Linked DNA regions of Mus musculus: region 1 is linked to region 2. A link is a contact called in ENCODE Hi-C or POLR2A ChIA-PET data. All regions are on one chromosome and are shown on one strand. Each heading gives the region's core, a stretch centred on a gene start or an enhancer-like site at or near the end of the contact. The rest is flanking DNA. Distances are from core to core; before and after follow the strand shown.

What was found. A loop is a pair of places that touch in the nucleus more often than their neighbours do. ChIA-PET counts read pairs that join two places held with the same protein, here RNA polymerase II (POLR2A).
Region 1: POLR2A ChIA-PET joins it to region 2 with 43 read pairs in Patski. The contact joins the promoter of Hypk here to the promoter of Catsper2 in region 2. A Hi-C loop is called at or near these places in 10 of 37 maps with a recorded cell type or tissue (T-helper 1 cell, T-helper 17 cell, adrenal gland and 4 more). POLR2A ChIA-PET finds 5 or more read pairs at or near these places in 4 of 5 experiments (Patski and embryonic stem cell).

What each region holds. Positions count from the first base shown.
Region 1 is chr2:121,454,127-121,458,986 of GRCm38, forward strand. It overlaps Hypk (huntingtin interacting protein K), which reads left to right and starts at 2,962. Exons shown (of 4, transcript NM_026318.3): 1 at 2,962-3,165; 2 at 3,520-3,575; 3 at 3,866-3,917; 4 at 4,023-4,314. The coding sequence starts at 2,980. The coding sequence ends at 4,118. Serinc4 (serine incorporator 4) reads right to left here and starts at 2,638. Exons shown (of 12, transcript NM_001025371.2): 1 at 2,329-2,638; 2 at 1,865-2,029; 3 at 1,537-1,715; 4 at 1,150-1,229; 5 at 818-911; 6 at 1-83. The coding sequence starts at 2,427.
Region 2 is chr2:121,410,448-121,415,320 of GRCm38, forward strand. It overlaps Catsper2 (cation channel, sperm associated 2), which reads right to left and starts at 3,345. Exons shown (of 13, transcript NM_153075.3): 1 at 2,969-3,345; 2 at 1,703-1,843; 3 at 1-103. The coding sequence starts at 1,841. It overlaps Pdia3 (protein disulfide isomerase associated 3), which reads left to right and starts at 3,455. Exons shown (of 13, transcript NM_007952.2): 1 at 3,455-3,758. The coding sequence starts at 3,592.

The DNA of each region.
Region 1 (4,860 bases), core at 1,712-4,211, 43 kb after region 2:
CCACACCCGCCATGCTGTAGAACCCTAGTGTGGCCAGTGACACACCTAGGAGCCAGCTACAGTCTTGAGCTGCACCAGTCTGCCTAAAGACAAGTGGTTAGGGGATTAGAACTTTAACCCATTACTGGTTAGTCAGCCTACTGGTCCGCACAGTACATTCTTGAGCTTTTGGTTCATTTGTTGACAGGATTGTACCTACACTTAAGACTGCCCTTGAACTCTTGCCTCTGCATCCTGAGTCTTGAGATTATGGGTATTTACCACTTTTTGTTTGTTTTTGGGGGTTTGTTTGTTTGAGACAGGGTTTCTCTGTGTATCCCTGGCTGTCCTGGAACTCACTCAGAAGACCAGGCTGGTCTTGAACTCAGAAATCCCCCTGCCTCTGCCTCCCAAGTGCTGGGATTAAAGGCATGTGCCACCATGCCTGGTGCCTCTTTGTTTTAAGAGGCTGACTTTGGAACTCCCTGCTCTGCTTGTGTTTTTTTGTGGCCTTGAATTATTGGCCCTCCTGTTTCTTTCCTCCTCCAGTGCTGGGATCACAAGTAAATGCCATTAAATATCTGATTTCCTGAGTATTTTGGTATTCTCTGGGAGGCCATGGGAGCAAACGTGCTATGGCCTTTGCCTAGCCTTTCTGTACTGAGTAATGTCTGCCAACCTCCTTGGAGGAGCCTTTAGGGTTAGGTGCTTCTTACAAATGTGTGTGTGTCATGTGTGGTTATGAGCCACCATGTGGTTGCTGGGAATTGAACTCAGAACCTCTGGAAGAGCAGTCAGTGCTCTTAACCTCTGAGCCATCTCTCCAGCCCAACCTTACCAATTCTTGTTCCAGGACTGGGCAAAGGCTGTGATAAGCACCAGCTGTAATAGGATGAATGTGAAGCCTCCACAGATGCCAATATAATGCCAGGCTGCAAGACAGGCACCATTGGGAACTTTTAGCTCTGGCTGGTCATGATGTATCATATCCCCCCAAACCCCCACCCCTTTTGATTAAAATGCTGCATAGCCTAGGCAGGTCTCAAACTCAATCCTGCTTCACTCTCCTGAATGCTAGGATTACAGGTGTGTAATGTAAGTCCAGCTTCCTGCTCTTAAGTAGGAAGTTGTAGCCTACTCTTGCTGATCACAGTGTAAGATGAAGAGTACCTGGGAAGAGATCCTCATCAGGGATGCAGAAGGCAACGACACAGAGACCTAACAGGAACAACAGCTTGAGGCTCCAGAAGCTAGTTAGGGTAGAGAGAAAACCAGATTGAGGAGAATAGGCAAAGGAGAGAAAGAAAAAAAGTATGGCAGGTGGAACCAGCCCCAACCCATTGTAGTCCAAGTTCTAACTCGGATGCCACAGTCACATCTGAGCAACACTACAGTTAGAGAAGGTTTGCATATAACTATTACTTAAAATTTAGAGCCCAGGAGTTTATAAACATACTTTCTTTATTACAGTGTTCTTTCTTCATCCTGGAGTTTCTTTTAGCCAGCTTGTGTCTACTTCCCTCTATCCCATCCCCATCCAAAAAATTAAACACAAACCTGTTATGCAGCTGTGCCCGAGGGTTGGTGGGGGAGTGGAGGCGAACTAGCAGCACAGCCTGCAGCAGGTGGAAGGTGGCAGTTCCTGCACACACTCGATACACAGCGCCAGAGCCACTGAGAACTGGGCAGTCCGAGCTGCCAAACAGGTGGGCACATAGCACTGAGGGCATCTGGATCTGCAGGGAGTTGGTTGTGAGAAAAGTCAGGGCCAGCCACAATCTATGGACAGTCTCAACTTTTTACTGGTAGGTTGACTCCTTTGCTCCCTGTCCCAAATCTTAAAGGTTTTTTTTTTTCCCTCACATTGCAACCCTTGCCGACTTACCCCATGTGCTTTGCCCCAGACCCTTTCTACCACTGTCTTCGAAAGCAGGAGGCAGCAGATTGCTGAGGCTCCCACGTGGAGGAGGATGTAGAGCAGGCGGCTACACCTAGACTCTGTCAGAGAGTGGCAGCCACTGGTCCAAGAAACAGGTCCACAGCAGGATGCCTGGGGATAGAAGCAATGCAGAGTTTTTCAAAGGGTGTGGGGTTAACCAATGGTCAAATTCCCAAACCCTCCATCCTTCTGTCTGGTTATGAGCCTCTTAGGATTACCTTCCACAAAGCACTAGTAAGGTTTTCATTGCAAGAACTTTAAACTTTGGTGTATTCTTGAACCACTTAACTTTTTCCTAATGATCTATGGCTGGGAATGTGGAATGAGATGTTTACCTATTACCCAGGCAAAGAACCAGGTTTCTCATCCCAACTCCTAGCTTTTTAGCTATCTCTTCCCAAATGTCTCACCTGATTGAAGGGGGTTTCCACTACATTACTGACTCCACCGTGCTGCTGTGCAAGACCCTGGGTGGTGCTCCGGCCGGTGACAACTTTTGCACCCATCATTTTTGTTAGATGTAGATCCAGTATTGGAAAAACTGACGAGAAACAGCAGCTTCTCGGGATTTTCGCCCATTGGACAGTCGCTTTGCTGGCCTAATCATTCGTCTTAAGGCAGCATAGACATGTCATAAAATGAATACAGGTTACCAGGAAGTGGTAGATAGATGCAAATAGTCTTGTGAAGATGCCTTCGCCGGGCTTCCTATTCGGGATCATTCGGACTGTTATTCTGAGATTAGGAGCAGTTGGCCTATCAGGTCTAGGGATTAGGTTTTTTAATTGGTTTAGGATTAGCCACCTTGATTGGACAGAATTCCATGTGTGTGTCTCTATGTGTGAAAGGATTGCTCTTAGGAACAATGTGCCTTGGTGGTGTGGGTAGTGAACAGATAGTCGAAGGAGACTGCAGAAAACAAGCTGGAGAGGAAGTCAAAAGCGAACCTCTTTGCTAGCTGAAGCTTCTCAAGACAGGCACAAAGGTGTGGTCCACGCCTACCCCGCCCCTTATCTGGGCGGAAGCTGTGAGGGTTGCCGGAAGTTGTGAAGCGGCAGCCTATGCGGCGGCGCGGTGAGATCGAAATGGCGACCGAGGGAGACGTGGAGTTGGAGTTAGAGACCGAGACCAGCGGCCCGGAGCGGCCTCCCGAGAAGCCAAGGAAACATGACAGTGGTGCTGCTGACCTAGAGCGGGTTACTGACTATGCGGAGGAGAAGGAGATCCAGAGTTCGAATCTTGAAACGGTGAAGTTGGCTGGGAGCTTGTATGAGGGGTTGAGAGAGGGGCGGGAGAGAGGTGAGACTGACCGGTTTGCTGCTCACTGGGGCTCCGGGAAGGCTGATAGCAATGGTGGGATTTGGCAGTAGGGTGGGGCTAAGCGACAGCACCCACCCAGTCTGCTGTTTGCTTAAGAATTCGATAGAGATTGGGCCTAAATAGATCTCATGTGCACGAAATTAGGCGTAGTCCTTTGGTCCTGAGAACACTCGTAGTTGTGAATACCTGAAAACCACGTGGTTTTTATTTTTGGTATTGCGTTTTAGATCAGAAAATTTGCGTGGCACGGTGGTAGATAACTTGACTCGTGTTTTCTACAGGCTATGTCCGTCATTGGAGACAGACGGTCCAGGGAACAAAAGGCCAAACAAGAGCGGTAAGTTTAAAGCACACCACCAGCACTACCGGTAGGTCCTCGTTCTCCAGGGGAAAAAAAAGTTTACGTCTTTAACCAATTTCTACAGATCTAGGGATTACAACTTTGTTAGTGGAAGGAAAGATTCCAGGATACCTTACTGTAAAACCTCCAGGGGAAAGAGTTGGCGCGTTTATTTGCTATTTTCAGTAAACCTTGTTCCACCCATTTTCAGTGAGTAGCTGGGAGTGTTCCTTCTGGGAGTTTATAGCAGAGGCAGAGAATGAAAAGAAATGTATAAATATTTACAGGGAGAAGGAACTGGCGAAGGTCACTATCAAGAAGGAAGATCTGGAGTTGATAGTGAGTATTAATTTTTTAATGGATTCACAAGAGAAGTGCTACCTAATTTGGGCTCCTGAAACAAGTGGAGAAGAGGCTTTGGTGACGTGATTTTCCCTTTTGCAGATGACGGAAATGGAGATCTCTCGAGCAGCAGCAGAAAGGAGCTTGAGGGAACACATGGGCAATGTGGTGGAGGCTCTTATTGCCCTAACCAACTGATAATGTGCTTTTTTAGACATTCTGGACTGACTGACTGACTGAAATAAAGTGTTCTGTTTTGCTGTTTTTTTTTTTTCTTCAGTTTCATCTCAGATCAAATGCATTATATATTCTATTTTATTGTCAGTTTCTATGTTGGACCTTGATGAAACTGTGTGAACAATCAGTATAAAGAAGTACCTAATGTTCAAATGCAGGCTCTTATATTGTGTGTGTGATTCCTCTACTGCCATAGTGTTTCTAATAACTACCACATGGGAAACAAATTTAAGTGCCCTTTTCTACCAAGCCATCTTGCCAGCTCTAAGCAGCAGATACTAAGTGGTATGTTAGTATCACTCACCTGACTAGCTCTTTCTTGGCAATGTAGAGTACATTTGGATCCTCTGCAAAAGATCCAAATGCATATGTTTCTAGGATAGCTTATGCACTTTTCCCCTTGGATCTGTTCTTGTATAAACCAGGCTGTTTCCAAACTGAGACCCCTCCCTAACTTGAAAGCTGCTTCAACTAACTCTCCAGGCTAGCTTATGAGTATCAAAGGCTAGCATCTGTTTTGGGGGCTTTTAAGTTATCAACTGTATTTACAAACAACTGGAATAAACACTTAGGTTCTAGAAATGGGAACACAGATATCAAAATGTTGGATCAGGCCTGGAGAGGTGACTCAGTAAGTACCTGCCTCAAAAGCAAAATGAGTTTGGATTCCCAGTAACTCCCTAAAAATCCAGGAGTGGTGGGA
Region 2 (4,873 bases), core at 2,095-4,594:
AACCGCCGCGAGTGTGTGATGTGCCCCATTCGCCGAGGCTTTATGGAGAAGCGCACTAGCTGCTCCTGATCTCCTGACATGAGTTTCTGCTGGTAAGAAGGATCTGTAACAAAAATGAGAAGGTAACTGGAGAGGCCTGCTATTCAGCTTGAGTGCACCTGAGCTGGCAACACCTAAGCCTGCCTTCACATCTCCCCAGCCTCCTCCCAAAACACAAAGGACAGTAGATAAATATACAGGCCGGCTGGAGGACTGTGGCGAGCAGGTAGCGTTGGGTTAGGGATGCCAGTGAAATAATGGACCCTCCTCTGCCTTGTAAGGTGCTCTTTCCCAAAGCAACTGAGAATTAGTTGAAAGTGAAAATGTGTAGTTTCTCACTAACACTGACTGTGCCCATGAAAGCAACAGGGACAAAGTGTTATTTTGTTTTAGTCCCAGCTGCTTTAGAACCTGGTGTGTAGAGCAGGCTCTCTCCAACTCAGAGATCCACCGGCTGCCGCCTTCTGAGTACGCACATTAAATGCCTGTGCTACCACTACCAGCAGCCCAGAAACCTTAAAGTTTTAAGTACTTTTGGTGTGAACTTTTCCAAGTCAGTCAGGGTACCCAACTAGGACTCAGAGGAAGTGATTAGAGGTCCTATACATAGATTCTAAGAGTTTTATTCATAAAGCTCTGAGTTTATCACATGTCATGTTGCTTCTTATCCCTAGATTTCCTTTTTTTAAAAAAGATTTTATTTATTATACATAAGTATACTGTAGCTGTCTTCAGATCTCACTATGGGTGGTTGTGAACCACCATGTGGTTGCTGGGATTTGAACTCAGGTCCTCCGGAAGAGCAGTCAGTGCTCTTAACCACTGAGCCATCTCACCAGCCCCCCTAAATTTTCTTTTATTTGTACTTAAAAAAAAAAAATACCGCTGAGCGTGGTGGCACATGCCTTTAATCCCAGCACTCAGGAGGCAGAGGCAGAGGCAGGAGGATTTCTGAGTTTGAGGCCAGCCTGGTCTACAAAGTGAGTTCCAGGACAGCCAGGGCTACACAGAGAAACCCTGACTCGAAAAAACAAAAACAACATAAAAAAATAGCATTTATTCGTGTGGGGGGGTGGTCAGAGCATAATTGTAGGGGTAGGTTGTATTCTTGTACCATATGGGTTCTGAAGATAGAGCTTAGTTTACAGAGCAAGTGCCTATGTTCACTAAGCTATGTTTTCTCTGGCCTTACTCATATTGTTCTCAACCAAGGATGGCCTTGAATTCCTGGTGTCTCCTCCTCCAGAGTGCTGGGATTCACCCATACCTGGTTTCTTTCTTTCCTTTTTAATTTTTTTCTTTTTCTTTTTTTCTAATAGTTGTGTATGTGTGTGTTGTGTGTACATGTGTAGGCCAGAGGACAACTTTTGGGAATCAGTTCTCTCCTTCCAGGTAGGTTCTGAGAATCAGACTCAGGCTATCATTATTAGCTGCAGGCACCTTTACTCTTGCCGGCTCTAATTTTGTTTGCTTGTTTGTTTCATTTTGTTTTCTGAACCAGGACCTGGCTATGTAACCCAAGCTGGTCTTTATTATTTAAAGCCCAAGTGACCCCGGATTCAGTCATGGACCGTTATTCCTGGCTCCACCCTTAAGTATGTCTCACTTTCTCTTGAGGATATGGACAGGAATATCACGTTTAGTGTGAATGAGGGTTACTAACCAAGTATCTCCCGGAGAGTGTGCCTTGGTACGGCTTGGCTCAAGCCCTGCAAATGCTCTATGAGCGAGAAAGTGTCAATGAGCTTTGAACGGATAGCATCAGCTCTGAGCAGCTGGAAATGTCCTTGTTCTTGTGCCATGTCTGTTAAGAAAGTAGAACCAAGGATGTCATGCTTAAGAATTATACTACAATTAGCAGGCTCTCTCCTCCCCCAGCTTCTTTGCCTTTTAGAGATTCAAGAAGCCCACACAAAAAAAGCTATGAGCAGTTAAGAATAAACACATTGAAAGACTCAAAGGTATTTTGTTGTTGTTCGGTACGGATTTTGTTTTTCATCTAAGCAAAAGACATAAAAGTCATAAGAAGCTAGGCAGTGGTGGTGCACGCCTTTAATCCCAGCACTTGGGAGGCAGAGGCAGGCGGATTTCTGAGTTAGAGGCCAGGCTGGTCTATAAAGTGAGTTCCAGGACAGCCAGGGCTGCACAGAGAAACCCTGTCTCGAAAAGCCAAAAACAACAACAACAACAAAAAAAAAACAAAAACAAAAGTCATAAGAAATATCTTCACAGCTAACTAAATATTCGGGTTATTTTCACTTTCTGACAGCATTTGTAATTAAACACTTCTTTTTGAAAATTAGGCTTAAATGTTAGGCAGGTGGCCCATGGCTTGGATCCCAGCGCTCTGGAGATAGAGGCAGGCAAATCTCAGAGCTCAAAGACAGCCTAGTGAAGGACAGCCAGGGCTACACAGAGAAACTATCTTGAAAAACAAACAAAAATCAGTTTAAAAGGCAGGCAGTGTAGACAGATATTCCAGTCTCAAGAGGATGGTGGATCTCTGTTGAGTTCCACATTTGCCTGGTCTATATAGTGAGTTCCAGGGCAGCCAATCCTCCTTGCCTCAAAAAAAAAAAAAAAAAAAAAAAAAGGTGAAAGCTGAGCCTGTGCCTATTAGTACGTAGTGCACACTATCAGTCTCAGCCACTCGAGAGGCTGAGGCCAGAGGATGGAAAGTTCTAGACCTTCGCGGATTACAGTATGAAGTCAAGGCCAGCCTGGACACCTTGGTGTGAACATGACTCAAAAAGTCAAAAGAGGACTAGGGATGTAATCCAGTGTTGGATCACTTGCCCAGCAATGTGCAAGGTTCTGGGCTCAATCCTCAGCTACCCACCCTCTCAAACAAACCAACAAACAACAATGGGGGGGGGGGGAGCAGCAGGCAGGGAGGGCAGAGGCCTAAGGCTGGACAAAGAATACAGACCTCACGTGGACCTGACAAAGCAGGATACGAGGTAGGGCAGCGGCAGGATGTAGACTTACTACGCCCTATAATTGGACAAAGCAACAGCCTGACATTTGGAAAACGTGTCGCGGTGCGCTCAAGTGCGTGCGCGCCCCAATGCCCCGGAGGGAGGGAGCCGGACAGACAGCTCAAGCTCCCCTCCAGCCCTTTCGCGGGCCTCACTTCCGCCCACTCAGCCCTGACTTCACCCCTCCGCCTTCCGCGCCGGCGCCCAGAGCTTCACTCCTCCCCAGCGGGTGGCGCTCAGGGCCGCTCCGGCTTCGCTGAGCCCCCTACTTCCCACCGACCCCCCGTCCAGGCCTCCGCCACAGCCAGACCGGCGGGCGTTCGCCTAAGCGTCCGCCCCGCCTCGCCCCGCGCGCCCGCCAATCGGCAGTTACCAGCTGTTCCGCCCGCCCGACGCTGCGTGACGCAGCCAATCGGCGGCTGCCACACTGCGGGCCCCGAGCAGGCCTAGGGGGTTGGGACCTCGGCAGCGGGTCTGCCCGGGCCAGACGCGCGAGCGCAGGCAAGCGGCTGCAGATTGCGGGCTCTCCCATCTCATTTCTCCGGTCCCGGCCCTCCGACCGCGACCCGCCGCCATGCGCTTCAGCTGCCTAGCTCTGCTCCCGGGCGTGGCGCTGCTGCTCGCCTCGGCCCGTCTCGCCGCCGCCTCCGATGTGTTGGAACTGACGGACGAAAACTTCGAGAGTCGCGTCTCCGACACGGGCTCGGCGGGGCTCATGCTAGTCGAGTTCTTCGCCCCCTGGTGAGGCCACTTTGCGGGATCAGGGCCGGAGGACCGGCTGGGCGCGGGAGCGGTTGGGCCTACGCAGCGCGGGCGCCCTCCACTATCTAGCAGGCCTGGCTGCGGCTGCCTCATTGCCAGTCGGTGGGGAACCGGGAGGCGCTCCGCCCGGGGTGGGGGGTGGGGTGAGGACGAGGTAGGGTGGGGACGGGGGCAGATCCGGAAAGCAGAAAGCCTAAACTCCAGGGTAGGGCCACGTCCTTACCTCCGCGTTCTTGCAGCACTTCCTATGTGGAGGGTTCTCCCATCCCCTCCCCCTCCGGTCTATCTTTCAGTATCTAGGTGAGTCAGTGTATGTGTCCCCAGGTCTGCAGACAAGGCTGGCATCCCAAAGCCTTCAGAGAGGAGGCAGAGGTCCTCTTTTAAGTGGTGAGGTTCTGGGGTTTTTTTTTTTTCTCTTTTTGTCTCCACCCCATTAGAGCCATTGGTTTCTAACCAAGGTCACTCTGTAGCTGCAGAAAGATCCTAAGTGCTTTCTTGAGACAGGCCATTAGTTGGTTCATGGCATGGCTTACACTATTTTACATTAAGCTGCAGAGGCCTCTTATTAAAAGAGTAAACCAACAAGAATTATTTCACTAGGACCTATCATAATTTCAGTATTAAATAATTCTAGAAAATGATAACATTCTGGATAAGAAAGTTACCACTGCTTAACCTAAGAAAAGGGTAAGTTCTATCGAGTGGGTGTGACCCCAAATAAAAACTTTGCTTGGGAAGGGAGAGCAAATAGGATTTCTAGTTTTGTCACTTAGAGTAGTGGATAGGATAATTTACCAATTATTTATTACAAGGGCATACAGTTTAGAGGATGTCAATATTTTTTCCCTCCTAGCACAATGACCCTTAATTCAAACCTGTTCAAAAGTATCAGTAAGACAGAGTGTGATAGTTACACTGTAACTTACCTTTGCTTCTGACCCAGTGGGATTGTTAACATCTCTAGCTTCTCTGACTTAGATGGTCACACTCAAAAGTCCTGTAGTGAAGACTGCCTAAAGAGGCAGGAAGCAAATTGTGTTTCAGTTCAGGCTTCTGTGGTTGACAGTCACATTGATTACACATTATAGATAGCA